Linked DNA regions of Homo sapiens: regions 1, 2 and 4 are each linked to region 3. Evidence: chromatin loops called from intact Hi-C (ENCODE). Cell type or tissue: psoas muscle. All regions are shown on one strand. Region 1 overlaps FHIP1A (FHF complex subunit HOOK interacting protein 1A). Region 2 overlaps FHIP1A (FHF complex subunit HOOK interacting protein 1A). Region 3 has its middle 38 kb from the start of SH3D19. Region 4 has its middle 9.7 kb from the start of SNORD73A.

Region 1 (8,000 bases), 250 kb after region 3:
TTCTCTTATTTCTCTCAGAATGTGGTATCAACTCAGTTGCTTATATAATTGTTTTCCTATTTATTCTAATTCTCAGTGTCACATGTTCTCAAACTTGAATGTGCAGCTAGTTACTGGGGAACTTCTTCATTGCAAACTCCTGGGTTCCGGAGATTCTGCTTTAATAGGTAGGGTTGAGGCCCAGGAATTTGCACATGAGCCGGCACCCAGGTGCTCCAGTGACCACACTTGGAGGAGCACTGATCTATGCCCTTGTGCCGGCACTTCTGCTATTAATGCTCCTTCGCTGAACTAGGATTCAGAAGACAGGGGTTCTAGTTATGTGTGCTGTCAAGGGTCTTAACCCAGTTAAGGATTCAGTTTTGTCTTCTATGGTAATCCCCACCTTGTCAGCCTCCCAAGACTGTGGTGGACATCAGATGATGTCAGATAAAAGCACTTTGGTGAAGCCTTTTCCAAATGAGCAAGGTATTAAACTGGAGATAAGGAATCTCAAAATATTTCATATAACTTAAGACTTAGTAGTAGTATCTAAAGGCGAGTAGTGAAAGGAGATTGTTGGGTTCTTAAATATTAGGGGTTCCAAGAATGTGTTTCGGCCTCTAATGTGTGAGTAGTGTTTGATTGAGCGGGGTACCTCCCATTGTTCAGGATGCTGGCCAAGTGTCATTATTTATTACTATGAAATCAACCCTGCTCTCCTGTGTGGTGCTATTAAGATATGTGGACAGTGATTTCGATACCATAAAACTTTTTTCGAATGGAAATGTTATCAGCTTGGGATTGCAATACTGGCCACTCAGTGATGTCATGTATATCACAGAATACTATAAGATACCACTGTTCTACCTCTGACCCAGTCCTGCCAAATGCCTTGGTGCTATGGGCAGGAGGGAAAAGAGTGCTCCTTATAATTTGAAGTTACATAATAAAGATGTGATGGGAAGATTTTCTTCAGCTGAGTATAACCATTATTACTTTTTTTCACTTCCCATTTTCTAGGTTATTAAGTGGAAAGATGATGTACCCAGACATTTAGATCTATATACAAATATGCTTTCTCTTCATCCACATGTAGAAAAACCTACAAGAATCCATTATTTATCCCAGAGCTATACTGTGGACCAACTGTAGAACATAAAGAAATGACAAATGTTTATGGTGGAAAGCCTCTGAGAATGTGGAAATATAATAGAAGCAATTGGAACATTTGCTTCTTTTTTTTTAAAGAATATCTGTAATTACTATCTGAAGTCTTGTGCTGAGTTTCCAGTGTAGTTAAGCACTGTGTCTTTGAATGTTTTGTAGACAAGGAGGCTCCCTGTAAGGCACGTGGCATGTGTTCAGCTGATACCTGGGCATATTGTTATGTGACTGGAAGACCAGATCTTTCCTCTCATTTTGCATAATCACACAACAAGTAGTGAACTAATTGGCCGTAGGATCTATATCACCTTGGCCTACAGCCAACTTCATAGTATCTTGAGGCACCCCATCACTTTAATGCTGTATCTAATGCTGTGCCAAAAAAAAACAAAAAACCCCAAAAAACTAAAATAAATAAAAATGCTGTCTTAAGTAAGTAAACTTAAAATAGAGAGCAAAGAGGAAGGCACATTTATTCATTGACATGAACCTAGATGTAGTGGTATCTAGTGAGTAAGTTTTTTGTGAAGGATTTAATATGATGTGGATTTTAGAGTCAGACTACCAGGATTGGTTTCCCAGCTCTGCCACTTGCTAGCTCTGTGCCTTTGGTAGAGCACTTAATCTTTCTGAGCCATGTTCTTCATTTGTAAAATAGGGGCAATAATAATAATGCTTTACCTTATAGGACTGGTGAAGAGTAAATGAGTTGATACTTTAAAATGGTGCCTGGAACAATGTGTATGAGTTAACTCTTATTACTGTTTTTGTTTTTATTGTTACATACTTGTTGGGAAAATAATAGATTTAGATGACTAAACAGCTCTTTTGTTCCCACTCCATGCCACCCCATAATGCCACCATCTAGTGGATCTAAGAAGAGGCTCTGTGTATATCATCTTTCCACTGTAATTTATCAAATTTGGCATATTGCCAGGAGGAAACAGGTAGAGAATTGTAGAAATCAGGTTTATTAGGAGAAATAACTCAGAGGTGTAGACTTGGTAGAACCCAACCATTTGAATCTTTTCCTAGGCTAATCCCAAAGCTCCTTCTACCTCCTTCTCTGTAGACTCACTTCTCCAGCTATTCTGGGCCATTTGCTATACCCTGAGTGTGATTCCAGCCTTCTAGTTAAATGCCCATGCTTATGCCTTTCTTCCACTTGAGATGCCAACTATATTTAGCATCTATTCCAACTACATTTATCCAAATCTTCTCATCCTCCAATGTCCAGACTGCATGCCACCTCCCAGATTCTTCCTGATCAGTGCAGGCATAGACAATAACTCTTCACTTCTCTAGAGTTTGCTGGCATCACCCAAGTGGGACTTGAAGATTACCTGGTATGATCATTATAGATTTGTTATGTTGTACCTCTCATACCAGGTGGTAAACACCATGAGAGTAGGGAACCATACACATTTCTTTATTCATTTGTTCATTGAACAAATGTTATAATATATAGCAGAATTTATAGTACATTGCCAAGTATGTAATAGGTATTATGACATCTCTTGAATAAATGAACATGTGAATGTAGATATGGTAACTAGGTAGGAGCCTGTGTGTGTGTATGTATGTGTGTGTGTGTGTATGTAGCTATGAGAGAGAAAACTAATGAGAACTGTAGTGGTCAGGTTAGGTTGATGAACTGATGTTTAGCTAGCATTGTGAGGTGGCATGGAGTGGGAGAAAAATGAGGCACTTGCACAGGGGTGGGTGGTGGTGTTTAGGATTGGCTAGAGATGGCTGTTGCTTGGTACCCAGTAGGTGCTCTATGTTAGTAACTCTTAAATGTCGTGGAAGTCCAAAAGAGAACCAGAGTTGAGACAGATACTGCTGGAGAAATTTAAAGGAAGATATAGATATTTTATGAAAAATGAACCAAAAAATATTTCTGAAGAATGAATGATGGCTCCAAGAATGATGTTTGAAATGTGCTCTCTATATGTAGAAATGAAATTGTATAAGGGCGTCAAACTTTTCTGTACTGTTTTTCATTTGAGTTGCTTATGAGATATCGAGGTAAAATAATTGGCAATATATCATTGCTATGGTTATTTATCAAGACATCAAACTTTCTGACTAAGCATGTGTAATATTTATATTTATGTTAAATGCTTTAATACAACTAGTAGATTTTAACCATCTAGTTTTTTTCTTTGAAGATAGCATTCTGTTTGTCTGAAATTAGAATCCATTTCAGTTTCATGGAGGAGCAAAGGTGAGGCACTCATCTGTCTCTATGTCCTTTTTGCCTGACACAGTGTTAGCCCAATGCTTGGCACCAGTAGGTGTTCTATGTATAAGTGTTTTTCAGTAAATGAATTAATAATATATCAGTTTTTCTCTAAATGAATTAATAACATCTCAGTTTTAAAAACTTCACAGATTAGATGGATTGATTTCATGAAACATTTCCTTTGTGTTTAAGATTCTTGCCAAATCTAAGTGGAGAGATTAAATTGGAGATAGAAAAATGATTATGTACATTTGTAGAACTTTAGTACTAGACATAATTCCAGAGATTATCTAGTTCCAGTTCCTCATTTTTCAGACAAAGGCATTGAGGACCAGAGAGGTTAAGTGACTTGCTTATGCTCACATCATGTCAAGCTTGGACCTAACCCAGATCTCCAGATCTCCAGGCTTCAGTATCATCTCTTTCCATTAGGCACCTTGGAAGTAAATCTTAGTTTCATTATTCCTTTCATGGCCTAGGTTTAACTCCTGAGCTCCCAAAGAAGAATTTAGGAAAATTTTTATTGTGTTTTTGTTAATTGCAAAGTAGAAAGATTTCTGAGACAGCAACTCCCCTTCCTCTCAAGGATCCTGTGCAATGCATGGGCTGCTTGGGGGTACCCATATGTTTTTGTTTTTGTTTTTGTTTTGAGATGGAGTCTCGCTCCGTTGCTCAGGCTGGATTGCAGTGGCACAATCTCTGCTCACTGCAACCTCCGCCTTCCGGCTTCATGCAATTCTCCTGCCTCAGCCTCCCAAGTAGCTGAGATTACAAGTGTGCACCACTACGCCTGGCTAACTTTTTGTGTTTTTAGTAGAAATGAGGTTTCACCTTGTTGACCAGGCTGGTCTCAAACTCCTCACCTCAAATGATATGCCCATCTCGGCCTCCCAAAGTGTTGGGATTACAGGCGTGAGCCACCGCACTCAGTCTCCCATATTAATTTTTAAATGTCCTTTCCTCCTGTTAAGTCTGCTGGAAAAAGAGAGCTTGTGCCATCTAGTGGATCTAAGAAGAGGCTCTCAGGCTTAAATTTTGGGTGGCCTTACTTTAAAAAGAAGAAAGGAACAATATTTTTATTTAATGAATCTGCACATTCTCACATGGAATCCTTTTTATCATGAGAGTGGCAGTAGCAGCACAGAATGAAGTTAGGGTCACTTTGTATTTCATAGTGCTAGAGACGCGACACCTTACTGACCGTGCTTCTTTTTAGTGGTGGAAGGCAGGTCACAAAGTGGGTAACTGGATTTAACTGATTTAACTGGATCAGGAAAGGCATGAGCATGGGTATTTTTAGGTAACTCTCCAGGTGATTCTAACATAGAACCAGGGCTGAGAACCACTGCTGTATTACAATCTTGGTTTTTCAACCAGTGCTTGGATTCTTGTACTCGTTAATTTAAAACACTGGCTCTTCTGTAATGGGTCTTTCCATCCTAGTTGGGAATTAGTCAAATCCTATTATTCCTGGGAAACCCGCTAGTGCTCATTTGGACAATTAACTTATTCAAGAATGTACAGCATTCTACTATCCAATGGATAATGAAGTTTTAGAAGCTTTCAAATTACTCCTTTGTTTTCCTTCAATGGAGATTTTAAATCTTTTTACATGCTCTGGAAAATATTTATCTCATGTGGCAGGTGGTAGAAGACAATATCTGTCAAGCGGGATAACTTGATGACTGAATGGGCAGTGCAGGCCGAGGGCTGTCATCACTGACATTGCCCTGTGATCTGAAATGCCCGTTAACCTCCTGGGCTTGAATTTTCTTTGAAGAGTGTGATTGGTCATCTTTATATTTACAGAGTACTGCTCAGCAAAAAACTAGGTTACAAAAAAAAGCTTTTGTTACTCCATCAGTGAAATATCTTAAGTGGCACCTTAGCACCTGTGTAGTGTAGTTGTACTTGATGGTCATAATGACCAGGAGGCTTTGTGATGGTGGTCCACAGCCTGGTGCACATCAGAAGCAACAAGGGATGCCTGGCACTAGACCTGGAGATAATTATTTAACTGGATCAGGATAGGGCATGAGCATGGGTATTTTTAACTAACTCCCCAGGTGATTCTAACATGGAACTTGGGTTGAGAACCACTGCCACAAGATATTCTTAAAAATGTTTTGCAGGCTGGATGCGGTGGCTCATGCTTGTAATCCCAGCACTTTGGGAGGCTGAGGTGGGTGGATCACCTGAGGTCAGGAGTTTGAGACCAGCCTGGCTAATATGGTGAAACCCTGTCCCTACTAAAAATACAAAACTTAGCTGGGTGTGGTGGCGCACGCCTGTAGTCTGAGCTACTCGGGAGGATGAGGCACGAGAATCACTTGAACGTAGGAGGTGGAGGTTGCCGTGAGCTGAGATTGTGCCATTGCACTCTAGCCTGGGTGACAGAGCAAGACTCCATCTCAAAAAAAAAAAAAAAGTTTTATAAGGCCAGGCATGCTGGCTCATGCCTCTAATCCCAGCACTTTGGGAGGCCGAGGCAGGAGGATTGCTTGAGCCAAGGAGTTTAAGACCATCCTGGGCAACATGATGAAACCCTGTCTCTACAAAAGATACAAAAATCACCCAGGTGTGGTGGCATGCACCTGTAGTCCCAGCTACTCGGGAGGCTGACGTGAGAGATTTGCTTGACCCTGGGACCTCGAGGCTACAGTAAGCGGTGATCACGCCACTGTACTCCAGTCTGAGCCACGGTGTGAGACTCTGTCTCAAAAAAAAAAAAAAAAAAGTTTTGTGAACCTTGAATTTCAAATCAAGTTTGGCAGTCTGGTGTATATTTTCTGGCTTTTAAATTATTTGAATATTGGAGATCCATATTTGATAACCAGTATTCTCCTGGGGCCCAGGGAGCAGGAATTGCACTGTTTTGTGATTAGAGTAATGAAGTTATTATTGTGTCTAAATGACTCCATTTTTACATCTCTCAGAGGTGCTGGTGGAGTCAGTCCCTGTATATGACCCAGGTTTGAGGAATGTGAGTACTTTCAGGGATTGCCAGGAGCGGTAAGGGCCAGAAGTTAATGCTTCTCTGAGTGGCAGCTTAATGTATTGTCATAATTGTACGCATCTGAGAGCATTGATTCTATATTGTTGGCCCTTGTCCCAGTGACAGTAGGAAAGTGGGAGTCTTTCACATAAAGCTTTTTTCCCCCTCTTATCATTTTAATAATGAATTTCACCTCTTTCTGTGGTTTCCAGGAGTAGGGTGCTCTGTGAGTTCTCTGCAGAAGCTGTTTTCTGCAGTAAAGTCCTGATCTGTCACTGGGAACAGCTTTCTTCTGACAAATGTAGCTGAATTGGTTGGCAGAAGGATGGCAGGGAGGTAAAAGGGCAGGGAGTGGTTATAAATCCTCTAAAACGCCATCAATTGAACTCTTACAATGGGAGACAGTGTCTTTGACGACGTGTTCCAAATGGTTGATACAGATATTCAATTTCAAAGGATTTCTGCTGTGTTTTCAGAGGGCAGGGGACAAAAATGCCAGGAAATTGTTAGAATTCTTGTAAAAACCATGAAATTTATTATCAGGTAGACTTAGGTTTGTGTCTGGCTTCTGCCACTTACTGTGTGCTTCTAGGGCAAAAGTTTGAGCCTCACTTTTCTTAGCTGTAAGATGAGAATCCTAATACCTACCTACCATTTTACTCTATCAAGGTGAATTAATTTGTATAATACATGTAAAACATCTAATACAATATTTGGCACAGAGCTGGTACTTCATAAATGGTAGCTATTTCTGGAACTACTATTAATAGTGGTAGTAATTGATGATAATGGCCTGTATGTCCACTTAGCCTTTGGTGGGGATGGCAAGGGGGTGTTGACAGAGGCTCATCTGGGAAGGGTATACTCAGAATTTTCATCCTCACATAGTCAACCTGTTATAATTTAGAGTCTCATCACATATTAATCCTTTAAAATGCAGTCACTCTCTAGAATAGTTCATTTCACTGATTACTCATTTTGTGTACATCCTGCTGTTTAACTCAGAGGGCTTACAATACAGATTTTTTATGTAAACAGTGTGGACAGGGGGTTAGTAGAGGAGAGGGGAAAATATAATTTGGGGATTACTTTGGCCATAAGTCACACCTGGTGTCATGGTTTGGTGTGGAGTTTGGACACCCAGAAAAGGAAAGTTTAGATTATTGGGAAGTTGGGAAGAGGAGATGCCAGAATGGGTGACAGGAGGGTGGTAGGGACCCAACTACAATTTAGAATTTCCTGTGCAGGGTTCTCTGTTAGGATTGCCCGTGTGTTGCCATGAGTTTGTCTTGGTGTCCCTTCTGTCATTTGCCATCAGTTGGCAGTGTCTAGAATACAGTTCCATTTCATTGAAGCACTCAGTCTAGAGTATAAAGCATTTATGTGAATCAGTGGAAACTGAATTTGTACGGCTGAGGATCTGTACTGCAGTTTCAGAAAAGTCAGTATAGTTTAATTGAGGTATAAAGGGCTCTCCTCCCCATCTGAGTTGTGACAAGTTGAGAAATACAAAAAATGAGGCAGATGGAAGATCAAAACACCATCTTTATTACCAGTAAAACTGTTGCCAGAGAATAGGGTTTACTCCTGTGGGCAAACATTCCCAATATTTAA
Region 2 (8,000 bases), 92 kb after region 3:
TGTATTTGTACCCTTTGCCTATAGTTTTTGGGGGTTTTCATCTTTTTCTTATTGATTTTTAAATGCTCTTTTTAGGTTAATAAAACTTTCATTATGTACTATAGATATTTTTCCCAGGTTACCTTTCAACTTTATTTATTTTTGCTTTACATTTTTACTTAGTCAAATGCATTAGCCTTTTATGGTTCCTGGTGATTGGATCATCTATGTTTTCTAATGTTTTTATAATTCCTTTTATTTTAACACTCAAATCTTGAGCAAGCAGGAGTTCATTTTGGTATAAGGAATGCTGAGACATTTTAAATACAGTTCTACATGAAAGATAGAATCTAATGAATTATCTGTGCTTCCTGGCCTTTGGGTCTTTGCTGTGCTATTCCTTCTTTCTAAAATGTTCTAGTTCCCCCATATCTTTGTGTATTGAACTATGAAAGCACACCAAGAACTACAGAAGTAGATGATAAGAGGTCAATTTCTTCCTACTGATCCTTTGACCAACCCACGGTTGAATGATTATTTTCTGAAATTAGCAGGGGACACATGAATTTAAAGCTCTATTTCCAGTAAATTTTTTTCAAATAGTATTTGATGACATTTTTATAATAAAGTGCTTTTTTTCAGTTGCATGTGTTTTTCTTTTTTCTTTTTCTTTCTTTTTTTTCTTTCTTTCTTTTTTTTTTTGAAACAGGGTTTTGCTCTATCTGTTGCCCAGGCTGAAGTGCCATGGCACTCTCACGGCTCATTACAGCCTTGACCTCCTGGGCCCAAGAGATCTTCCCATCTCAGCCTTCCAAGTAGCTGGGACCACACACACACCACCATGCTCAGCTAATTTTTAAAATTTTTTTGTAGGGATATGGTCTCCTTACGCTGCCTAGGTTGGTCTTAAACTCTGGAGCTCAAGCAATCCTCTTGCCTTGGCCTCCCAAAATGTTAGAATTACAGGCGTGAGCCACCACGCCTGGCTACAATTAGATGTATTTTTCAAGTTAAACCTCAACAAGGATTCTGTTATTAGTAAGCTTTGTGAAAATCAGTAGATTAGACTCATTAACATGGTTCTCAAAGGAGATTTTATCAAATGTAAAACTTGAAGATGTTACCTTCTGTCAATGCTCATTTGAAAAATGCTCTGGTTTTTAGTGCTCTGTATTCTGGCAGATAAAAATGTCCGTGCTTGGAAAATATGGACACCTTAGTGAAAGGAGATATGAACACTTTACCTCCAGAGTTTAATTAAGCATTTAGTTTTTTAAATGTAAATTTTTCTGGTTATAAAAGTGATACATCAGGCTGGCATGGTGGTTCACACCTGTAATTCCAGCACTTTGGGAGGCTGAGGTGGGCGGATCAGTTGAGGCCAAAAGTATGAGAGCAGCCTGGCCAAGATGGTGAAACCCTGTCTCTACTAAAATAAATTAATAAATAACCATATCTGTATCTGTCTATATATGTATATAGATGTATATATAAACTAGCTGGGTGTGGTGGCTCATGCCTGTAGTCCCAGCTACTTGGGAAAATGAGGCATGAGAATTGCTTGAACCCAGTAGGCAGAGGTTGCAGTGAGCAGAGATTGGCGCCACTGTACTCCAGCCTGGGTGACGGAATGAGACTCTGTCTCAAAAAAAAAAAAAGATACATTTATATTCTAGAACATCTTGGATATAGAGAAAGTATATATTAAACACTGTAATGCCATCATCTAGAGGTAGCCACCATTAAATTTTGGCATATTTATTTCTAGTATTTACCTTTTCCTATGTCTGCAGACATTGAAACGTATATATATATATATACATACACACACACACACACACACAAACATACATTGATATTTTATAAAATTAGGCCTATACTGGACATAGTTGTTTTTTTTTTGAGATGGAGTCTTGCTCTGTTGCCCAGGCTGGAGTACAGTGGCGTGATCTCGGCTCACTGCAACCTCCACCTCCTGGGTTCAAGCGATTCTCTTGTCTCAGCCTCCCGAGTAGCTGGATTACAGGCGCCTTCCACCATGTCTGGCTAATTTTTGTATTTTTAGTAGAGATAGTGTTTCACCATGTTGGCCAGGCTGATCTCAATCTCCTGACCTCAAGTGATCCGCCCGCCTTGGCCTCCCAAAATGCTGGGATTACAGGCATGAGCCACTGCACCTGGCCCATAGTTTTAATTTTTCATTTGCTATTATGATATAAGCATTTTTCCATACCATTAAATATTCTACAAGCTTTGCCACTTAGCTATGCAATCTTGGACAAGTCATTTAACCTCTCAGTGCCTTATTTTGTCATCTACAATAGGGATAATAATGGAGATAATGATAATATACTCACCGTACAAGTTTATTGTATGCATTAAATTCATGTAACACATACAACAAACTTATTAATGTGTGTAAAGTATTCAGAACAGGCATGAGATATTATAAATGCTGAGTTGATATTATTCTTATTCTAAAAACCTGATTTCGGATCACCTGAGGTCGGGAGTTCGAGACCAGCTCGACCAACATGGAGAAACCCTGTCTCTACTAAAAACACAAATGCGTGGTGGCGCATACCTGTAATCCCAGCTACTGGGGAGGCTGAGGCAGGAGAATCGCTTGAACTGGGAGGCGGAGGTGGCGGTTTTTGAACTGGGAGGCGGAGGTTGCGGTGAGCCGAGATAGCACCATTGCACTTTAGCCAGGGCAACAAGAGCGAAACTCCATCTCAAAAACAAAAACAAAAACAAAAACAAAACAAAACAAAAACACCAAAAACCACGATTTATAATTTTTCATAGTATTTCATCCTATGAATATATAATAATATATTTAGCCACTTCCTTATGGGACACTTTTTAAAAACCAAATATTCGTTATTACAGGTAATGCTGTGATGAATAAACATTTTTTACATAATTTTTTCCCATAGGAATGTACATAATATACATTTCCTAGAAGTGATATTACTGGGCATCACAGCTTTCAGGTATAATACAATGTCCTTTTGATTTTATTATGGAAAAGTGTTAAAATATGGGTTTTTAATTATCACTGGATTAAGACAGAGAGTTGATTCTTAAAGGGTTGTGATATGGCATTCATATACCTATTGATTTAGGCATATCACATTGGAGGCACATCAAGAGCCATTGGAGTTATTGGTGTGAAAGACAGGCAGCCATTTCTTTTCCTCCCTGTTTGGGCCAAAGACTGTTCCTATAGGTAACTTTGGGTCTGCTTGTATGACACAGAACAAGCTATGCCAAAATGCAGGCATTTTCCACTACAGAGACTCTGAAATAGCTCTTTTGCAGAACTAAAGAGGCTAGTAAGTTTGTTACCTTTTTCCCTCAATGTAAAATTTTTATATTCCTAAGTGTTTATAGCTGTGTTTGTTTAAAACACGCATGTCCCTAAAACTTCCAGTCCAATGAAGAAAACAGAGCAAGGTTGAGGCAAATTAGGCCTTAGAAATCCGAAGCAGAGATTATAGTAAAACACAAAAGGTCTGGGAAATGCACAGGTGTTTTTCTGAAGGACTTTTTTTTTTTTTTCCAGGTGATACACTTGGGTGTTGAAGGACATTTTTGAAATCATGAGAACTCAATGTTTGACTATGAATGTTTCGTTATAACTGCCTGGAAGGTTAGCGTCAAAGAAGTTGAGGTAGGAATATTTATAAATACGTTCCTTAACTTTTAGCTTGTGTGTGAAAATGGAAAAGATTATGTGGCTTAATGTTAATTTTCCTTGGCCCCTTATGTGGATTTCCCCATAACCTAGTTGCAATTCTTGGTGGCTTACGCTGGCAAAACAAAAATCATTCTTCACTGTGGTTTGGAACAGAGATACCAGATCTTATTGGGAGGGCAAATCCAGGAACCCTTCCCCACATTTTGCCATTCTGAACTCTGATTTGTATAGATGATGATTTGACTCTGAAGCTGCTTAGTTTAACAATTACAAGTTCACAATGTTAAGGACCAACAGTAGCATCATGAGGCTTAGTAAAATTAATTTTACACACACAACTTATATTTTTCTTCATGCAGTTTGTACACTTACTGGTTTGAAAATTCACAGAAAATATAATTAAAGCTATCAAAGCCAAAGAATATAAAGATGTTTCCTCTATTGTTAGCCAGTCTTCAGTGTCACTGTAATAATAGCACCTTGTGTAAGAACTCTAAAAACCTTGCCAATGCTTTATAGGCTTTGTAAACTGAGATAACCACTGCTGTCATTAAAGGAGGGCAGGTCATCCCTCAGCAGGGATCAGCTACTCCTGCCTCCTACTGTTTGCTGGTTTAATTCTCTTTGTAATAGTGAGGCTGGATTAGGAGTCTAGAGCTAGCACTGCATGCCTTTCCAAAGGAACCATGGAAGGACTAGGAGTCAATTTCATTACTTTCTTGAGGTGTGGCCCACCCCCCAGGTCTTTTCCTCATATTTTGGAAGTTCAGAGCCGGTTCAGGGAGATGCCACTTCTTCCTTCAGTGCTGTGGGTATTTTCTGAAAGCCTTCCATCAGTGGTCCTGATCTTGGTCAGTGGGACCACATTTCAGTCTTTGTTATTACACAGAATATAGCACTGCTTCTGAAGGCAAAGAGGCAGAGAGCTGGGTTTACTTTACTGTTAATTAATTGATTGATTAGTTGTTTCATTTATGTTTAACAAATAGATACCAGGAGTCTGCTGTTTGTTGAGAGCTACATTAAACTCTGTGGAAGTATATAAAACATATAAAACACAGTTCCTGTTGAAAGCAGTCTGGAATATTAGATGGAAGCACTGAGCCCTAGAGAACAGAATAGAAAAATTTAATATTTTCCTGTTCTAACTTTGCCCACACAGGTTTTCCATTAGTGATAAAAGGACATAACTGATAATTCAGAAACACATACCTTCTTAACATACATCATCTATGGAAAAAAAAGCTGTTAAGGCACCAAAAAAAACCCACTGTAGGACTGTAAAGATATTTACCTATTACAGAGATTTATTGACATGATAAAATTAAACAACCATAACTCTCTAATTTATTAGAAAATCTCCATCACCTTCTGTCATTCCCGAAAGTCTATCCATTGAAAAGGTTCTTTTTAAAATAACATCAGCTTTCAGTACTCTAAAATGAAAACAAATGGGCTTTTTTCAAGGTTTACAAAATTTTTTCAAAATAAATGCAAAGTAAAAGACAGGGCCAGCGGGTGGTGGAAAGGACTAAGGATTTCATTGTGTGGTACAGAGCTGGAGTGCTGTGGAACTCAAGTGAGGAGAGTTGGGCATTAAACCTCTCGGAAGATGAAATGAAGGGAAAGCAAATAAGGAAAATCAGGTAGAGAGCTACTTTCTGCACATTTACTTCTGACTCCTTATGGGACTTCTTAAGGGCACTTTGGAAATGTACCCTGATCCACCAATCATGGTTACATACAGTATTGTTAAAATATATAAACATTTAAAATCTCATAATGAAAGTATAACTTTTATAGAGCAGAAGACTTAGAAAACATACACATAACACACAAAAGAAAAATAAATCATCTATAATCTGGCCACTTAGAAATAACTATTGTTATGCCCTTACTTTTTTTTCAATGTAAATGATTTTGATTGCATTTACATTGGATTCCCAGAGCAGAGGGTAAACAGATTCCATAAAAATAATGAGTTGGATTCATATGAGATTGTTGTATTGGTTATTGTGACAATAATTTTGGCCCTGTCTACCTTTTACTTTGCAGTTATTTCAAAAAATTTTTGTATAGCTTGAAAAAAACCTATTTGTTTTTATTTTACAGTATTATTGTGATTATTTTAGAGTATTTGAAAGCTAATGACATTATTTTAAAGAGGATCTTTTCAATGGATAGACTTCTGGGAATGACAGAAGGAGATTTTCTAATAAATTAGAGAGTTATAGTTGTTTAGTTTTCTCATATCAATAAATCTCTGTAATAGGTAAATATGGTCTTGTAGTGGGGCTTTTTTGGTAATTTTAACAGTTTTTTTCCCCATAAATGATGTATGTTAAGAAGGTATGTGTTTCTGAATTATTAGTTATGTCCTTTTATCATTAATGGAAAACCTGTGTGGGCTAAGTAAGAATAGAAAAATATGAAATGTCAGACAACTTAAAGTTTCTGATATGTGTGAAGCTATTAGGTGAATTTAAGCCCTTGACCACTGACAGGTGCATTTGGAACAGGAAATTGCCTGAGCAGTGGCCTTCTGCATGTAGGGAAGAGCCCTGGCCCTGGAAGTGTGCTTTCTGAATCTGAAATTATTCTATTTGGTCTATCCGTGTTGTGCCCTACCAGGAAAGGGAGAGAGGGGTTTTGTGTTTTAGAAGAACCTCACAAATTCTCCATGTTCCAGAACTTATTACTGACTGTAAAACTGCAAAGTAGAGTTTATTCCTTTTCCCTCCACCTGTCACATATATGTCTTTTGACTGATTGAGAAATCTTAACCTTTTTGGAAATTAGTGGCTCCTTTCTGTGTTTTTAAAAAAGGTGTTTTTTAGTATACTGTCTGGCTGCCCTAGTTCTATAATGTCTTTGATTTAACTCCCCTTCCGCCCCTTTTTTAGGTATCTCTGAGACCTTTTTTGGAGGGGTGGGGATCACAAACTCAGAGGCCAGGCAGGTAGTATAATATGAATATAAGTTTCTAGGGAGGAATGGTAAGAACTATGACAGACTGGAAAATACTTCTATCTCCAAAGGTAATTAAAATAAAACAAAAACAGAAATATATTTTGATGGCCAAACAGGAAATCCAGATTTGGCTTGAAGCCTACCAGTTTATGGTCCCTGTAGTGATAATGGTAGTAGAGTAGTCATGTAATGATAATGATTGTAAAAAATAGCTAACATTTATTGAGCACTTACTATGTGCCAGGCACATGTGCTATCTTATTCTGTCTTCACAGTAAAGGTAAATGTTATTATTATCCCCACCTTAGAGATGAAACTGAGGCTTAGAGAGGTTCTTTGCCCATGTCGCAGAGGTCATAAGTAGCAGAGTGAAAGCCAGGTTTGTCTAACTCAGAATCATGAGCTCTGTGATGTGTTTTGCTTTTAGGCCACAGAACTTTGAATTGCACTTGGAAGAAAATAGTCAGTGGTTAAGCTACTCAGAGTGTTGGCACCAACCAGTTTTGTGGCCTTGGGGGAAGAAGCCAGGCCTGGAAAAAGGGGCAGTGTTCTTGGTCCTATAAGGAGGAGGAAACAGCCTAGCCAGGTCTGCTGTGGTGTGAACAGGCTCTAGGAAAGTCTTCACCAGGTACTTTGGGAAGTGATTTCTTTGGTAGAGGGTAAAGAAAGTAATAGTTCCTGTGAGGTGCAGAAGATGTGTGTGGGTTTGGGGGTGGGGGTGTCTGTGCAGCATATAGGAGGGGAAAATCAGACTAAATGGAAGTTTAGTAGGAGCTTTTAATGTAGGTTTTGGCAGATTTGAGTAAGGTCTACTGGAATATTTTGTACCCTGGCTGTCCTTAACTGTGTATTTGGGAATATCTAGAACTGTAGAATAAATAACTAAAATGTATGGGGTTGACATTTAATCCAGGGCTTCTTGTTGCAGTACACTTTAAAACTGAATGGGGTTTTAGTCTGGGCGCAAGGGACTGTCTTTTGTTTGGCTTATCTTAGTCGGCTCCTACTCACACACCACAGAGTCGCTTTTCTTGGGCATAGTGGATCTCTATCAGGATCACTGGCATTTCCTGTAATATTTAGCAGAAAAAGGGTCATAGAGAAAGTATCCTCACAAACTCTTGGTTATTGAACCAACCAGCACCACCAAAATATTTGCTGTTAACATAGCACCTTTAAACGAACAAGTGACTTGTTATACCTTGTAGTTCTCAAACCTTCTCTAAGTGACTTTAACACAAGGAAATGAAAAGTAAAGCCAATCTGTTCGTATGACCAGCTGCATGTGAACATAAACCCTGGGAAACACAGTGGCCTCTGTGAGAGGGCTGCTTGCATAAACCTCACA
Region 3 (8,000 bases):
CATGGAGCTAGTCAAGCTAGAAAGTCTGAAATTGATCACACACAGACACACACACACGCGCACACACACACACACAGAAGCAACTCTCTCGAATAAGGGAATGACAGTCATTCAAGGGCTATAATATGTGCTGGGCACTGTGCCAGTTGCTAAGGGCACCAAGATGACCAGTGTACAGTTCTTGCTCTTATGGAGCTCACAAAGAGGCATTTTAGGAAATTGATTTGGCTGAAGTCCACAGGACAGACAGGAATGGGGTGAATTGAGAGCTAAAGAGACCAGCTATGAGGATGGCCAGTGAGAAAATGAGGGCCTGGGCTAATGTAGAGGTCTTGGGAGAGCAGAGAAGAGTGAACCTGCAGGTACGGAAGTGCTTGCCACCTGCAAAAGGAGGGTTGGAAAAGAGGGAAGCAATAAGGAGGGCAGGAAGGAACAGTAGGGTTGCCACCAACTGAAATAGGGCACTTGTAAAGGCAGCCAAACTACAGTAGCAGAAATTATGAATTTTTAAAAGATACTGAAAGTGAGCTCATGGCAGGACATACACACTGAAATAAATACTAAGAAGATGGAACTATGGACTGATGCAGGATAGATGAGGCTGGATGAATTCTCCAGGAGCTGAATAGCGAGAGAAATCAGAGCCTTAGCAGGGGCACCCAGAGAGTTAGGAGCTGGGAGGGGAAGGGAGTCAAAAGTAGTTGAAAGGTCAAGAAGAAGGAGAATGTAGTGTCACTGAATCTAAGGGAGGAAAGAATTTCAAGGAGTGGGTTGTCAGAGAGGCTGAAGAGAATGAAAACCAAGAGAAAGCCATTCATTGTATAAAACTGCACTCTATAAGGCAGTCTGTGGGTTTTTTGTTTTAAAAATAAATAAAAAGTATATGATATTAATAGGCTCTGAAATAAAACATATATGCAAATGAACATCAAAGATTCAGTGACCTGCAGGACTGAGATAAGAGTGCCTTATAGTCATATAGCCTTTTGGTTTTTAAAGTACCTTAGAATACATTATTTGAACTGATCTTTTATTACATTCCTGGGATGATTATAACCTAAAAGGAATCACATTTCCTGTTTTGATCATTTAGTTACTCAACTACAGTTTTGCATTTGTACAACTATCAATACTAACAATAAATAACTATCCGGGAACTTTGTGACAGAAAATGAAAGATGATGACAATTATGATGATACCCATAGTAATAATACCCAACATTTATATAGCATGAAATGATTTCACATATGTTATTTCATTTTACCTTCAACAGCTCAGTGAAATAAATCTCATTATCTCCATTTTATATGTGTGGGCAGCTTTTAAAAATCCATGCTCCAAACAGATAAATTAAACAGGGCTAAACTAGACCAAAGAAATGGGCTTTTTATGTTTAATAAACTTAAAGCCCTGCTAAGAACAATGAAGGAAATTTTTATTATAGAACAAGAAACAAAATACTAGGACACATCAATTAATCTATCCCCTTTCTCTAAGAAGACAGAATATGGAGTTGCTTATCCCATTTGAAAGTCTCCTAAATTTCTGCTAGTTAGAAATGTTTTGGTTGCAAATGACAAGACCCACCTCAAACTCATTTAGGAAAAATAGTAGCAGGGGGATTGATTGCTCAATAATTGAACAGACTAAGAGTTGAAGTTCAGTCTAAAGGTTCAGATGTGACTGAATTCAAGCACAATTCTAGCTGGAAAAGAGCAAATGCAGAGTTCAGATGGGCTGAGTGTGTGTGTATGTGTGTGTGCGTGTATGTGTGTGTGTGTGTGTGTGTTGGGGGTGGGGGGAGCGGGGGAGATGAGACAAAGCCCTACCTCAATTTCAAGGACTTAAAGTGGGGAAGGAATGGTCTTCAGAAAGAAAATTAAGGTGCTTCCAGTAGAAGAAAGAAGAATGGATGCTGGGCAGGCAAAACCGTAGATCTCCAAAATTACTATCCTCAAACGGTGTTCACCAACTTACCTGAAATTCTCACTGTCAGAACTATTTCTTTAAGACTTTGGGTCTCAAGAGTTTCCTACAGTTAATTGGCTACTCTGGGGCAAATGTTCTCAATGTTGGCTGTATATCAGAGTCATGTGGGTAGCCAGAAAAGGTTTCAAAAATATATGGATGACTGAGCCTAACCTCTCAAGTGGGGTCCAGTGGATACCCCAAACTTTGTCCATGCAGTACATTTTGAAAGGAACAACAAATTGTGCAAAATGAGTAGCAGAGTTATCAGTTTCTCATTCCATATCTTCTCTCCTCTCTCTTTTCACCTCCAATGCTATCAGTGAGGACTGTCACGGAGTAGGCATCCCATAAATATTGGCAGAACTGAATATAATGGAACTGAAATGAGAGAATATACTATACTATCCGTGTTCCTGTGTTTTCCTCCTTTGAACATACTAGATTCCTACTTCCGGTTTGGGACTTACTGTCGACAAGATAAGAAAAGTGATGGACAAAGTGAGGAGGAGTCATGTGCTCAAGGACCCTCCAATCCAGCAGGGGAAAGAGGTGAGTTTCCCGGAATGACTGGAATTTGGTGAGCACATGGAAGGCACAGCTAACCCCATCTTAAAGAATCCAAATAAGTCTAAGTCTTAAGTGAAATTTAGAAGTCAGGGCCGGACGCGGTGGCTCACGCCTGTAATCACGGCACTTTGGGAGGCCAAGGCGGGCGGATCACGAGGTCAGGATATCGAGACCATCCTGGCTAACACGGTGAAAACCCATCTCTATTAAAAATACAAAAAAATTGGCCAGGCGAGCCGAGATGGCGTCACTACACTCCAGCCTGGGCGACAGAGCGAGACTCAGTCTCAAAATAAAATAAAATAAGTCAGGCAGAGAGAGGGGGTATTGGGTGTGCTGAGCATGGTTAAAGTCCAGTAAGCAAGAAAGCCGGCCTATTTGAAGACTTGCTTCAGTTATGGCTAGAGGATAGTACCTAAGGGCAAGGTGAGCAGGGCTGAAGCTGGGGAAAGAGCCCGGGACTTGAATGGTATGTTTATCTTTATTTAAATACTCAGGGCTCTAAAGGAGCGTTAATTCCAGACAGAATTCTCACACATTCAGTCATTTTTGCGCATGTACATTTCTATTTGTGGATTGAAGAAAAATATTACAGTTTTAAGTTGGGTTTAAAAAAATCAGTCAAGAAATGAACCCAAATGGCTTCCATAAGGCCACTATGATTTGGCGTTCTTGGGCTGCAGTGCCACCACTCGGCCACAGGGTAGCAGTGCAGCTCAGCAGACAGTGGGAAGCGGAAAGCAGAATAGTTGAGGGGCGGGGTTACAGGGAATCCCTCCCCAAAGCAGCAAATAATAGGGCTCTCCTTGAACTAGGTGGAACACATTAGCCCCATTTCTACACCTCCACACTTCCTTCCTCTATCATCTATCCCCACATCTATCAAGTCTAGCATAAATTCATGCGGAGTACAAACATGTTTGTAAAACAATGATCCATCCCTACAGGACTTGCTACATGCCCCCCATCTCAGTAAACAGTGGGCTTTCCTTGTAAAAAAAAAAAAAAAAAAAGGGAAATAATGAAAAGGTCCAATGATCAGAGGCTGACTAAATGACCTGTGGTATGTTTATCAAAGAAATACAATGCCTCCATTAAAAAAAAATCTGTTTTGCAGATTATTTAAAGATAGAGAAAATGATAAAGAGAAAAAAGTGAAAAAAAAAAAAAAAGCAAAATCCGAACAATATGCAGTGAGATCCCAGACTGCTTGCTTGCTTGCTTGCTTGAGACAGGGTCTCTCTATGTTGCCCAAGCTGGTCTCGAACTCCTGGGCTCAAATGATCCTCCTGTCTCAGTCTCCCAAGTATCTAGGACTAGGGGCGCCTGCCACCACAACTTGCTAATTATTTTTATTTTACTTTTATAGAGATGAGAGTCTTGCTTTGCTCCCCGGCTGGTCTCAAATTCCTGGCCTCAAGTGGTCCTCTTGTTTCCGCAGAACAGATATTTGTAACAAAATAGAAACCTATTGTTTTGTGACTTGCTAAATTCATATAACTATATATCCTGAACTTTTCCCATGTCATTAAGTACATGATTTTTTATGACTGGGCTGAATACTTATTTTAATATAAGTGTGAACTATAACTTATTCAGCCAATCTCCTATTGTTAAATATCTCTTTTATTTCCTAGTTTTTAGCTGGTAAGAATGAGACTAATATCCATTTGCTTTTGCGTCTCTTTGATTATTTTCTTAGCATTAATTGTTAGAACTGAATTGTTGGATTAAAGACATTTCATCCATTTGTCAAGTGAAAGGGTGCTGCAATTTACCCCTCCTCAGTACTATCTTTTGGAATATCATAGCATTATGATAAGTCTTGAAACATGGTAGGGTTAGTCATTCAACTTTGTTCTTATTTTCCAAAGTTGTTTTGGCTATTCTAGTTCTTTTATATTTCCATATGAGTTTTAGAATCACCTTATCAGTTTCTACACAAAAAATCTGTGAAATTTTAGCCGGGTGCCATTGTGTGCACCTGTAGTCCTAGCTACTTGGGAGGTTGAGGCAGGAGGATCTCTTGGCTCAGGAGTTTGAGGTCAGCCTGTTTCTAAGAAAATACAAAAACAAAACCAAATTTGGACTGGGATGTCATTGAAACTAGAAATCAATTTGGGGATAATTGACTTATTCTTAAAAATTGGCCAGGCGCAGTGGCTCATGCCTGTAATCCCAGCACTTTGGGAAGCTGAGGCTGGTGGATCACTTGAGGTCAGGAGTTCGAGACCAGTCTGGCCAACATGGTGAAACTCTGTCTCTACTAAAAATATAAAACTTAGCCAGGCATGGTGGTAACCCATTAAATCCTTCACAATTAAGTATTAGGCGTAGGTTTTTATGGATGCCCTTTATCAGGTTGATGAATTCCTTAGCTTGTTGAGAAAATGGATGTTGGATTTTTGTCAAATGCCTTTTCTGCATCTATTGAGATGATCTTGTGGTTTTCTTTTTCAGTTTGTTAAGATGATGAATTATAGGCCAGGCGCGGTGGTTCACGCCTGTAATCCCAGCACTTTGGGAGGCTGAGGTGGGCAGATCACGAGATCAGGAGATCGAGACCATCCTGGCTAACACAGTGAAACCCCGTCTCTACTAAAAAATACAAAAAATTAGCCGGGCGCAGTGGCGGGCGCCTGTAGTCCCAGCTACTCAGGAGGCTGAGGCAGGAGAATGGCGTGAACCCAGGAGGCAGAGCTTGCAGTGAGCCGAGATCGCACCACTGCACTCCAGCCTGGGCGACAAAGTGAGACTCCGTCTCAAAAAAAAAAAAAAAAAAAAAAGATGATGAATTATATTGATTTACTATATATATATATATATACACACACATACACACACACACACGCACACACAAAATACATATGTATCTTAATTCCAATAGCTTTTGGAGTGCAAGAGGCTTCTGGTTACATAGATGAAGTGTATAGTGGTGAAGTTTGAGATTTCAGCATACCAGTCCCAAGTAGTGTACATCCTTGACTTGCTCCTGATTTTAGGGGTAACCCATTAAATCTTTCACAATTAAGTATTAGGTGTAGGTTTTTATGGATGCCCTTTATCAGGTTGATGAATTCCTTAGCTTGTTGAGAAAATGGATGTATATGTAGCTTTTCATCACCTATCCCTTCCCACTCTCCCCCATTCTGAGTCTCCATTATACCACTCTGTGTGACTTTGCACATCCATAGCTTAGTTCCCACTTAGAAGTGAAAATATACAGTATTTGGTTTTCCATTCCTGATTTACTTCACTTAGAATAATGGCTTCCAGGCCGGGCGCGGTGGCTCATGCCTGTAATCCCAGCACTTTTGGGGGCTGAGGTGGGTGGATCACTTGAGGTCCAGAGTTTGAGACTAGCCTGGCTGACATGGTGAAACCCCATCTCTACTAAAAATACAAAAATTAGCTGGGCGTGGTGGTGCACACCTGTAATCCCAGCTACTCAGGAGGCTGAAGTGAGAGAATCACTTGAACCTAGGAGGTGGAGGTTGCAGTGAGCTGAGATTGCACCATTGCGCACTGAGATCGCACCATTGCACTCCAGCCTGGGTGACAGAGCGATACTCCATCTCAAAAATAATAATTATTATTATTATTATAATGGCTTCCAGCTCCATATTGATTCATTTTCTAATTTTAAGCCAACTTTTCATTCCTGGGATAAATTCCATTTGGTCATGACATATTATTCTTTTTCTATATTGGGAGATTTTGTTTAGAATTTTAGATCTCGTTAATGGAAGATAATTAGTCTATAGTTTTCTTGTAACACCTTTGGTTTTGGTATCAGGGAAATGCTGGCCTTGAGTGAACTGAAAAGTATTGCTCCCTTTAAATTTTTAGGAAAATTTGTTGATAATTGGTAGAATTTTTTTCTCAAATGTTTGCTAGAATTCACCAGTAAAGCCATCTGGCCCTGGAGTTTTCTTTGTGGGAAGGTTTTTAACTACACATTTAATTTTCTTAATAGTAATAAGGCTCCCCTCGCTTGTGTCCTATCTTCCAGACCTCATTCTTCTACATTGCCTGATGTCTGTTGCCTTGAAAACTATGCTTTCTTATGTTTGGTCTTTTTCCTTTTTTGGCTGCTTCAGGAAAGACAATAAATCTGGTTTTTGTTATTCCATGTTGTGTGGAAACAGAAGTGCTTTATATGTTTCTGTATTTTCATAGAAAAATTTTTTTATCGCTCAAAAATTATAAATATACATTTGGAAAATGCTACATAGCTTTGAACAGCAAAGAATTTAGTAATTATTTTGAGAATTTCTGACAGGTCCTCATTATTTACTCTGAAAACACTAAACTGTAAAGCTCTATGCAATTATTAAATATTATTTTTGTTGTGTTTTCCATGTTGTATAAAAGCTTTATATATACTTTAGGCTTACAATGTGTTCCTACTTTCACATAATATTTAGAAGAGGCTGACTAATGAAAGCTGGAGAAACAGTATACGAAATGCTTAATTTTGGTTTATCAATTATATTCAATAAGTTAAAATGTCTAGTTTAATGAGTCATTAAATACAAATAACCTGGATAGGGCTATTTTAAAAGTTTATATTAGAGAAGGCTTTCTCTTAACATCTTGACTTTATCTAGAACTTTAGGAAATGTTTAGGTGAAAGGAAAGGTAGCAAAAATTGTAGTAATTAATGAACATTAAGGACAAAAGTTAAAATACCCACTGAAAGCTGCAAATGTTAAACTGTATCTCTTATCATGGTTTGACTTGAATATGCCCTACTGCACACTGAAATATATCAAATTCAAAGATTTTATAAATGATAAAACAATTGTAAGTTTTCAAAAAAAGATGGCAGGAATTGCAGTAAGTGCTTTTAGAGCATTGAATTCTGTTCAGATGATTTTAAAAAATAATTGGTAATAACTTAGTAAATAGTTTAGTAAACTGTTTCTTAAAACTTTTTTCATCCATGATAGATATAATAATGTAGCATATAAATAGGAAGAAGTGTAAACATAAGACAGCCTGAAGGTAAAAATTAAGCCAATGGGAACAATTTCTTTTTCCAGAGATACGGATTTCCTTATTCTGCCACTGTATGGCAGAGTAACAACCAACCAACCAATCAGACAAACAAAACAAAACATCCAACCAATTTTTTTTTTTGTTTTGAGATGGAGTCTCGCTCTGTCACCCAGGCTGGATTGCAGTGGTGTGATCTCGGCTCACAGCAACCTCCACTCCCCAGGTTCAAATGATTCTCCTGCCTCAGCCTCCTGAGTAACTGGGATTACAGGCATGTGCCAGCATGCCCGACTATTTTTTTTTTATACTTTTAGTAGAGATGAGGTTTCACCATGTTGGCCAGGCTGGTCTTGAACTCCTGACCTCAAGCGATCCATCCACCTCAGCCACCCAAACTGCTAGGATTACAGGCGTGAGCCACTTCACCCAGCCGCAACCAATTCTTCAAGACCACCTCATT
Region 4 (8,000 bases), 250 kb before region 3:
TCTCAGCCCACTGCAACCTCTGCCTCCCAGGTTCAAGCGATTCTCCTGCCCCAGCCTCCTGAGAGGCTGGGATTACAGGCGTGTGCCGCGATGCCCAACTAATTTTGTTATTTTTATTAGAGATGGGGTTTCACCATGTTGGCCAGGCTGGTAATCCCAGCACTTTGGGAGGCCAAGCTGGGCAGATCACTTGAGGTCAGGAGTTCCAGACCAGCCTGGTCAACGTGGCAAAACCCTGTCTCTACTAAAACTACAAAAATTAGCCGGGCTTGGTGGCGTGGGCCTGTAATCCCAGCTACTTGGGAGGCTGAGGCAGGAGAATCACTTGAACCCTGGAGGAGGAGTTTGCAGTGAGCCGAGATTGTGCCACTGCACTCCAGCCTGGGAGACAGAGCCAGAATCTGTCTCAAAAAAAAAAAAAAAAAATCTTTTGCAGGTAAAGTTTTCCTAAATTTCAGTTTTTAGCATTCTGTGTCCTTGCTCTGATTTTCTGTATCAGGGACTTCTTCACCTATGATCTTAAAAGCAGCTGCAGTTATAATTGCTAACCATCCATGTGATATAATCCTTAGTCCAGGCTGAGTTGGCAAATTGCTGCCTATGGTAAATCTGGCCAGTTTCCATTTTTGTATAGTCTGCAAGCTGAGAATGTTTTTTCTATTTTTATAGATTTGAAAAAATATTTTACTACGTGTAAAAATTATATGAAATTCAAAATAAACATAAATATCCACAAATCAAGTCGTATTGGAACATGATCATACTCATTTATCTTTAAATATTGTGTTTCTGCTTCAAAACATTTTTAATCTGTTTTTAAATAGAGATGGGGTCTCACTATGTTGCCCAGGCTGGCCTTAAACTCCTGGACTCAAAAGGATCCTATTGCCCCAGCCTCCCAAAGTGCTGAATTACAGGCATGAGCCACAGCCCCTGGCCCACTTGCTGCTTTTTACACTACAACTGCAGTGGTGCAGGTGCAGTTCACACTGAGGTGGTGCACTCATCACTTCACACTGCGGTGCACACTGCAAACTGCAGCGATACCACGCTCAAACATTTTGAGTGCCACACATTTTACCTGTGAAAAGACATCTTCAAAAATGAAATACAGGCCAGGCACTGTGGCTCATGCCTGTAATCCCACCACTTTGGGAGGCCAAGGCAGGTGGATCACTTGAGGTCAGAAGTTCAAGACCAGCCTGGCCAACATGGTGAAATCCCGTCTCTACTAAAAATACAAAAATTAGTCAGGCGTGATGGCATGCTCCTGTAATCCCAGCTACTTGGGAGGCTGAGGCAGGAGAATCGCTTGAACCTGGGAGGCAGAGGTTGCAGTGGGTGGAGGTTACAGTGAGCCAAGACTGCGCCACTGCACTCCAGCCTGGGCAACAGAGTGAGACTCCGTCTCAAAAAAAAAAAAAAAAGAAATACATAAAATCTCATTACAAGTCACTGTTCACAGATGAAAATTTGCAACTCATTTTTATAATGGGAATCACTAAGCTCTAATTTAATGAAATGTTATTCCCCATCCCAAAAGAAAAAAATTCCATTTTTTTCCTCATTAGTAGATCTGTATTACAGAAAAGTACTCAATTATTATCATGATAGTTTGAACTTCATTAATAATTTTGTGGAGATTTGTTTCCTCTTGTTATATGCCTACATCCCACTTTTGCTTCTTGGCCCACAAGGCCAAAACTATTTATCTGGCTTTTCACAGAGAAAAGTTTGCCAGTGCTACTGTAAATAAGGAAATAAAGCATCCAAATTCAACTGACAGGGTTTGGGCAAAACTTGCAGTGGAGAAAAAGGTTTTTTAAATTTATAAAAATATATATATATATATTTGAGACGGGAGTTTCATTCTTGTTGCCTAGGCTGGAGTGCAATGGCACAATCTCGGCTCACCGCAACTTCTGCCTCCCAGGTTCAAGTGATTCTCCTTTCTCAGCCTCCCCAGTAGCTGGGATTATAGGCATGTGCCACCATGCCTGGCTAATTTTGTATTTTTAGTGGAGACAGGGTTTCTCCATTGTTGGTCAGGCTGGTCTTGAACTCCTGACCTCAGATGACCCACCCACCTCGGCCTCCCAAAGTGCTGGGATTACAGGCTTGAGCCACCGCGCCCAGGCAAAAATATTTTTATATTTAAGTGTGTGAGTCCCTCTGGGCCAATTCAGCGTTCTATTTTGCACTGCTAAATGTGAGACTGATGTGTACATGCTTGTGCACTTCATGTATTCAGAGGAGGTTCTCCCATTCAGGGCACTGCTGTATTTAGAAAAGTGTTAATGGAACAAACTCCTCTGCCATTTGCCGTGTGTGTGTGTGTGTGTGTGTGTGTCAGTATTTAAACACAAGTGTTTCTACTCTGACGGCCACAGTTTTCACATGAGAGCGAGGATGCTGTCCAGTTGTTTGACAACTCAGAATTCTCAATCTCATACCTTGACTGTGGTTTCATCACACCTCCACCAACAGGAGTGTTTGATAAAACTCCAAAACAATTCAGGAGCCTGTTCACCAAGTAGTTTCTTGGGACTGTGTGGATGGATTCACAGTGCTTAATCCCTCTGGCAGTCAAGGACAAACTGCTATCTCTTTAACCTTTTGCTGCTTCTAGGCTTATTGGAGGGCTTTGGGTATTGGAGACCGCATGCCTCACTAAACAAGCCTTGCTGATAAAAAACAGTGTGTTCTGGGATGTAGCAGCCTTAGGATCATCTTGGTTTTTCATGAAGTGGTGGTAGAAACTCCTGGAAAACTTTATCTAGCACTCCACTGCGTGAAGCGTACTTGCACCTGTTGGGTCAATGGGGTCCTTACTTCACCTAAGTCTCCTAAATGATTGGGCCTGATTCACTGATGGCTCTGCAGAATGGAAAGCTGGTAGTATCCATTGTGTTGCTGTTGCAATCCAACCTCAGTGCTAGCCATGCAACTAAAGTGAATGAAGTCCCTGCTCAGTGGGCGGAACTCAGTTCTCATAGCCAATACTGCTTTTGATTAACCTTGCCCTATTTTAAAAATTATTATTTTTAGAGTTAGGGTCTTGTGCTGTTGCCCAGGTTGGAGTGCAGTGGTGTGATCACAGCTCACTGCAGTCTCAACCTCCTGGACTCAGGGATCCTCCTACCTCAATCTCCTGAGTAGCTGGGGCTACAGGTGTGTGTCCCCATGACCTGCTTTTTAAAATTTTTGTAGAGATGGGCATCTCGCTATGTTGCCCAGGCTGGTCTTGAACTCTTGTACTCAAGTGATTCTCCTGCCTCAGCCTCCCAAAGTTGAGATTACAGGTGTGAGCCACCACACTAGTTTTTGCTGACTTGGGCTGTTACTAATGGCCTAGACATCTGGTCTGCCAGTTGAAAGGCAGACTAAAGACATCTCTTTTAAGGCTATAAACTATGAAAATAAATTGTGGCTGCCAACCAGAACATCTGGGTCATTCATGTAGATGACTACAGTTAAGGGCTGATAACACCTGTGACTGATAACACCTAGTGGAATCAAGCTGCTGATGAAGCCAGCATCACCTGGATTGTCCTCACAATGGCAACACATCCACCATGGCGGACTAGGCACCCAGTAAAGAACTCTTTCTCATGCATGCCAGTCTTGGTGACCCCTGCTAAAGTTATCCCATTTGTCTGGAGGTAAATAAGGCCATACTATACAGGACATGGGCCCGCTTGCTCCTAACTGACTGACTACACTGGCCATTTGACCTCCTGTTAGGGCAACTCATGGCGGAGGGGCTGACTGCTGTTAAGACCTTCTTAGGCTATGACGTTGCTGTTTCGGTCTGACCAACTGACTTTGACCATACAATTACAGCTCTTGAAACTAATGTGTCATATTAAGACCCAGGCTGGTCTTAAAACTCCTGGCTCAAGCGATCCTTCTGCCTCAGCCTCCCAGAGTGCTGGGATTACAGGTGTGAACCACCATGCCTAGCTGGAAGGGAAATAATTAATGCACAATTTGTTCCCTAGGTCAGTTTCTCAACCTTGGCACTATTAATATTTTAGGCCAGATAATTCGTTGTTTAGCAGTTACACTGGCCTCTACCCACTAGATGCCAGTAGCACCTTCCCTCTAGTTGTGACAAATAAAAATGGCTCAGACATTGCCAAATGTCCCCTGGAGGGCAAAACTGCCCCCAGCTGGAACCACTGCCCTTGATTCAAAACCACTACCTGAATCAAGTGGCAGCTGCAGCTAACAGTCTGACCTGCTGCTGGGCTTGTCCAGACCACCATGAAATGTGCTATGAAAACGAAAATCTCTCATAAACATGGTCAGTCCTGCACTGTTCTGCTGTGCCTGATACCATCAACAACAGCACCCAAATTCGAATGTATACAGACATCAGGACCAACACAACCTTGATTCAATCTGACTGATCATATGCTTTTGACGCCTGAGTGGTCTTGGGTAATACCGTATATGGCAACCGAAGCTGCAGCTATTTGGTGACACTGCCCCTGTGACTTAACCAATGTGATGATACAAATCAGGTTTAGCAACGAGTCCTGAACCAAAGTGACTTGTGTCCTTTGGGGTTATATTTTGGTATATAGGGGAAAAATGGGTAGGAGAAAAATGGGTCATGAGATGTCTCCCCATTAAGGACAGAGGTCGCTTTCTGGCCCATCAATTGTCTAATTATTGCAGCGACACCAGAGATTAACAGATCAGTTTAAACTCTGTACAGGTCTTAATGAATAAAATACCCTGGCCCTAGAATACCTCATGGCTGCCTAAAATCAGACCTACTGGTACTCCCTGAGATTATTCACAGTAAGCTGTCTGGGACCCTGGAGAGTAAGACTGAGATCAATACTGCAGGTTGGCTTCATCTGCTGCTTTGAGTCTTGATAATAGACTTAATTAAACGTCATGTGAGACAAACTGAGTGGATTTGGTTCTGGCTTCTGTTGGTTAGCTTAATCGAAGTGGTTGTCAGAGTAGCACACTTGTGTAAAAATTTAAGTTTGGCCAAGAATGTGTCAGGCTGAGGAGTGAATAGTGACAGAGGCAATGTGCTGTATACCCTAAGTGTCTCTGCACATTCTTGCTGAGTATGCCAAGAATACAATCCCTTGACTGTTCTTTACCCTGGCCACTTCTCAGGGCTGTGTTTGCACCCTTGTGAGCAACCTTGAAGGATGAGGTAACGTCTCCCCCAGGAAAAAAAGCAAGCTTGCTTCCATTTGCTATAAAAGTGGTGGATCTCAGTGTTCCTCTCCTGTCACACAACTCACTGTATAATGGGCCCTTTGCATCACCTCCTCGGGATTTGGTGGGGTATGGGAAACTGACACATAAGAACACGAAACTCTGGTTCTCACTTTTGCTATCATGAAGTGTTTTGCTCCTGTCCCAGAAGTCTCATGTCTTCTGCTAACATCCATGAAACCATGCCAGGCTAAATGTTTAGCTTACAAGTTGGGTAAAATGTCAAACACTGCACAGTTCCTGACAATTTCTCCTCCTCAATTATTTGAAGCAAATTTAACTTATCAAATGTAAATATTTCATCATGTATCTCTGAAATGATTTCTTAAAAAGAAATGTAACCAAAATCCTATTAACACAGCTCCAAATTTCAGTAATAATCTTTAGTATCTTTAAATATCCAGTCATACCAATTTAATGAGTCATTAATTCTCTGACGTAACGCTGTGATAGGCAATGCAAGTGTGACAGCTATGAAGGGTAATGAGTTTCCATTTGCTAAGATCATTTAAGAAGTCAAAGTAGGGCTGGGTGCGGTGGCTCACACCTGTAATCCCAGTACTTTGGGAGGGTGAGGCGGGTGGATCACCTGAGGACAGGAGTTCAAGACCAGCCTGGCCAAAGTGGCGAAACTCCATGTCTACTAAAAATACAAAAAATTGGCTGGGCACGGTGGCTCATGCCTATAATCCCAGCACTTTGGGAGGCCAAGGCGGGTGGATCACCTGAGGTCATGAGTTTGAGACCAGCCTGACCAACATGGTGAAATCCTGTCTTTACTAAAAATATAAAAATTAGCTGGGCATGGTGGTGGGCACCTGTAATCCCAGCTACTTGGGAGGCTGAGGCAGGAGAATTGCTTCAACCCAGGAGGCAGAGGTTGCGGTGAGCCAAAATCACACCATTGCACTCCAGCCTGGGTTGACGAGCGAAACTCCATCTCAAAAATAAAAATACAGATACAAAAAACTAGCAAAGCGTGGTGGCGGGCACCTCTAATCCTAGCTACTTCGGAGGCTGAGGCACGAGAATTGCTGGAACCTGGGGGCAGAGGTTGCAGTGAGCCAAGATCGCACCATTGGACTCCAGCCTGGGCAGCAAGGGCAAAACTACGTCTCAGAAAAAAAAAAAAAAAAAGAAGTCAAGGCAGAAAAATTATTGCAGGTGTCAGCTCCTAGAAGTGTATAACATCCATCCCGGCCCTATTATTATTTTTTTGATACATATATGTATATACACGTATATATGTGTATGTATATATATGTGTATATGTGCATGTATATGTAAGTATATATGTGTATATTACCACATATACATTTGTGTATACGTATATGTATATATGTATGTGTATATGTATATACATACACGCATACATACGTATGTGTATATGTATGTATATATTTAAAGTGTGTGTATGTGTATACACATATGTGTATATGTATATATGTGCATACATATGTATAAATGCATGCATGTATACATGTATACGTATATATACATATACACATACGTATGTATACATATGTATGTATACACTGCATATACATACATATGTATGTATACACTATGCATATACATACATATGTATATATACACATGTATGTATATACTATGCATACACATACATATGTATATATACACACGTGTACACACATATACATATGCGTATACATTCATACACACATACATGTATACACACATACATATACACATACACATATATACATATATGTATATATACACACACACACATTTTTTTTTTGAGATGGTGTCACTCTCTGTTGCCCAGACTGCAGTGCAGTGGCATAATCTCAGCTCACTGCAACCTCCATTTCCCAGGTTTGCGCAATTCTCCTGCCTCACCCAGTAGCTGGGATTACAGGCCCACGCCACCATAGCCTGGCTAATTTTTGTATTTTTAGTAGAGACAGGGTTTCACCATGTTGGCCAGGCTGGTTTTGAACTCCTGACCTCAGGTTATCCACCCGCCTTGGCCTCCCAAAGTGCTGAGATTACAGGCGTGAGTCATAGTGCTCAGCCAGAGGCCAATATTTTGGTATTGTTAGTTAATTTTTGTGAAACATAGACAACCAAATATTTCATTTAATTATTGCCTAATTTACAGTACTTGAAGATAAATAATCCATGGTATACATATAATTAGAATTCCTTTAAAAAAATCAGAATATGTCTCAGACTCTGAAATATAAATCTATCAGCTTAACAGTGCTTTGGTTAATCTATTATACTCCAAAATACTAATAACAGTGTTTTGTGTTATATTTTAATGAAAATCTAGATTTATGATTGCTCTACTGTTGCCAAGGGCACAGCCCTACAAGATACAGCTGTACAAGATCTGATGTTCTAAATTTTTGAATATTTTCTATTAAAGAGAAAAAGGAATCCACATTAGTGGATCCATTCATGTTTCAGTTTCTAGGTAACATCAATATAAATTGTCCACATAAAACCAAGAAGCTGACAGGACTTTTCTTCCTGAAGGATAAAACTTCAAGGCTTTAATACATACTGTGTAATTCTTTCTAATCGTTAAGTATTAGAGGCTACAACCACTACAGGCCAATGAAACGGATCAATTCTTCTTGTTTAACTGCTAAAAAAAATGTTATCACTTTGCCATAATAAACGGAAAAAGAACTGGATTGGAAATCCGCAGAGATAGGTTTTACTTTAGGCTCTGCAAGTAACTGTGACTTTAGGCAAATCATTTAACCTCTGCAAGTTGAACT

The links. A loop is a pair of places that touch in the nucleus more often than their neighbours do. Peaks named below come from ENCODE experiments on the same cell type or tissue, not always from the same donor. Only the 100,000 strongest peaks of a DNase experiment are listed, where the experiment ranks them.
Region 1: a loop joins it to region 3, with 2.4 times the contacts of the local background. A loop is called at or near these places in 36 of 110 quality-filtered maps.
Region 2: it touches region 3 in a loop (2.0-fold over the local background); 2 of 110 quality-filtered maps call a loop at or near these places.
Region 4: a loop joins it to region 3, with 4 times the contacts of the local background. A loop is called at or near these places in 86 of 110 quality-filtered maps.

The regions. Positions count from the first base shown.
Region 1 is chr4:151,608,359-151,616,358 of GRCh38, forward strand. All of the region lies in intron 7 of FHIP1A (FHF complex subunit HOOK interacting protein 1A), which reads left to right. Among named protein-coding and RNA genes, the nearest start is that of GATB, 150 kb to the right of the region's middle. In psoas muscle, a CTCF peak has its summit at 4,411 (motif pointing left); no DNase peak of the experiment used is centred here.
Region 2 is chr4:151,451,154-151,459,153 of GRCh38, forward strand. It overlaps FHIP1A (FHF complex subunit HOOK interacting protein 1A), which reads left to right. Exons shown (of 14, transcript NM_001109977.3): 2 at 3,548-3,655. Among named protein-coding and RNA genes, the nearest start is that of FHIP1A, 46 kb to the left of the region's middle. In psoas muscle, a CTCF peak has its summit at 4,270; no DNase peak of the experiment used is centred here; H3K4me3 peaks cover 443 bases; H3K27ac peaks cover 4,714 bases.
Region 3 is chr4:151,359,642-151,367,641 of GRCh38, forward strand. No RefSeq gene overlaps it. Among named protein-coding and RNA genes, the nearest start is that of SH3D19, 38 kb to the left of the region's middle. In psoas muscle, a CTCF peak has its summit at 3,236; a DNase peak (open chromatin) is centred at 3,240; H3K27ac peaks cover 243 bases.
Region 4 is chr4:151,109,491-151,117,490 of GRCh38, forward strand. No RefSeq gene overlaps it. Among named protein-coding and RNA genes, the nearest start is that of SNORD73A, 9.7 kb to the left of the region's middle. In psoas muscle, no CTCF peak of the experiment used is centred here; no DNase peak of the experiment used is centred here.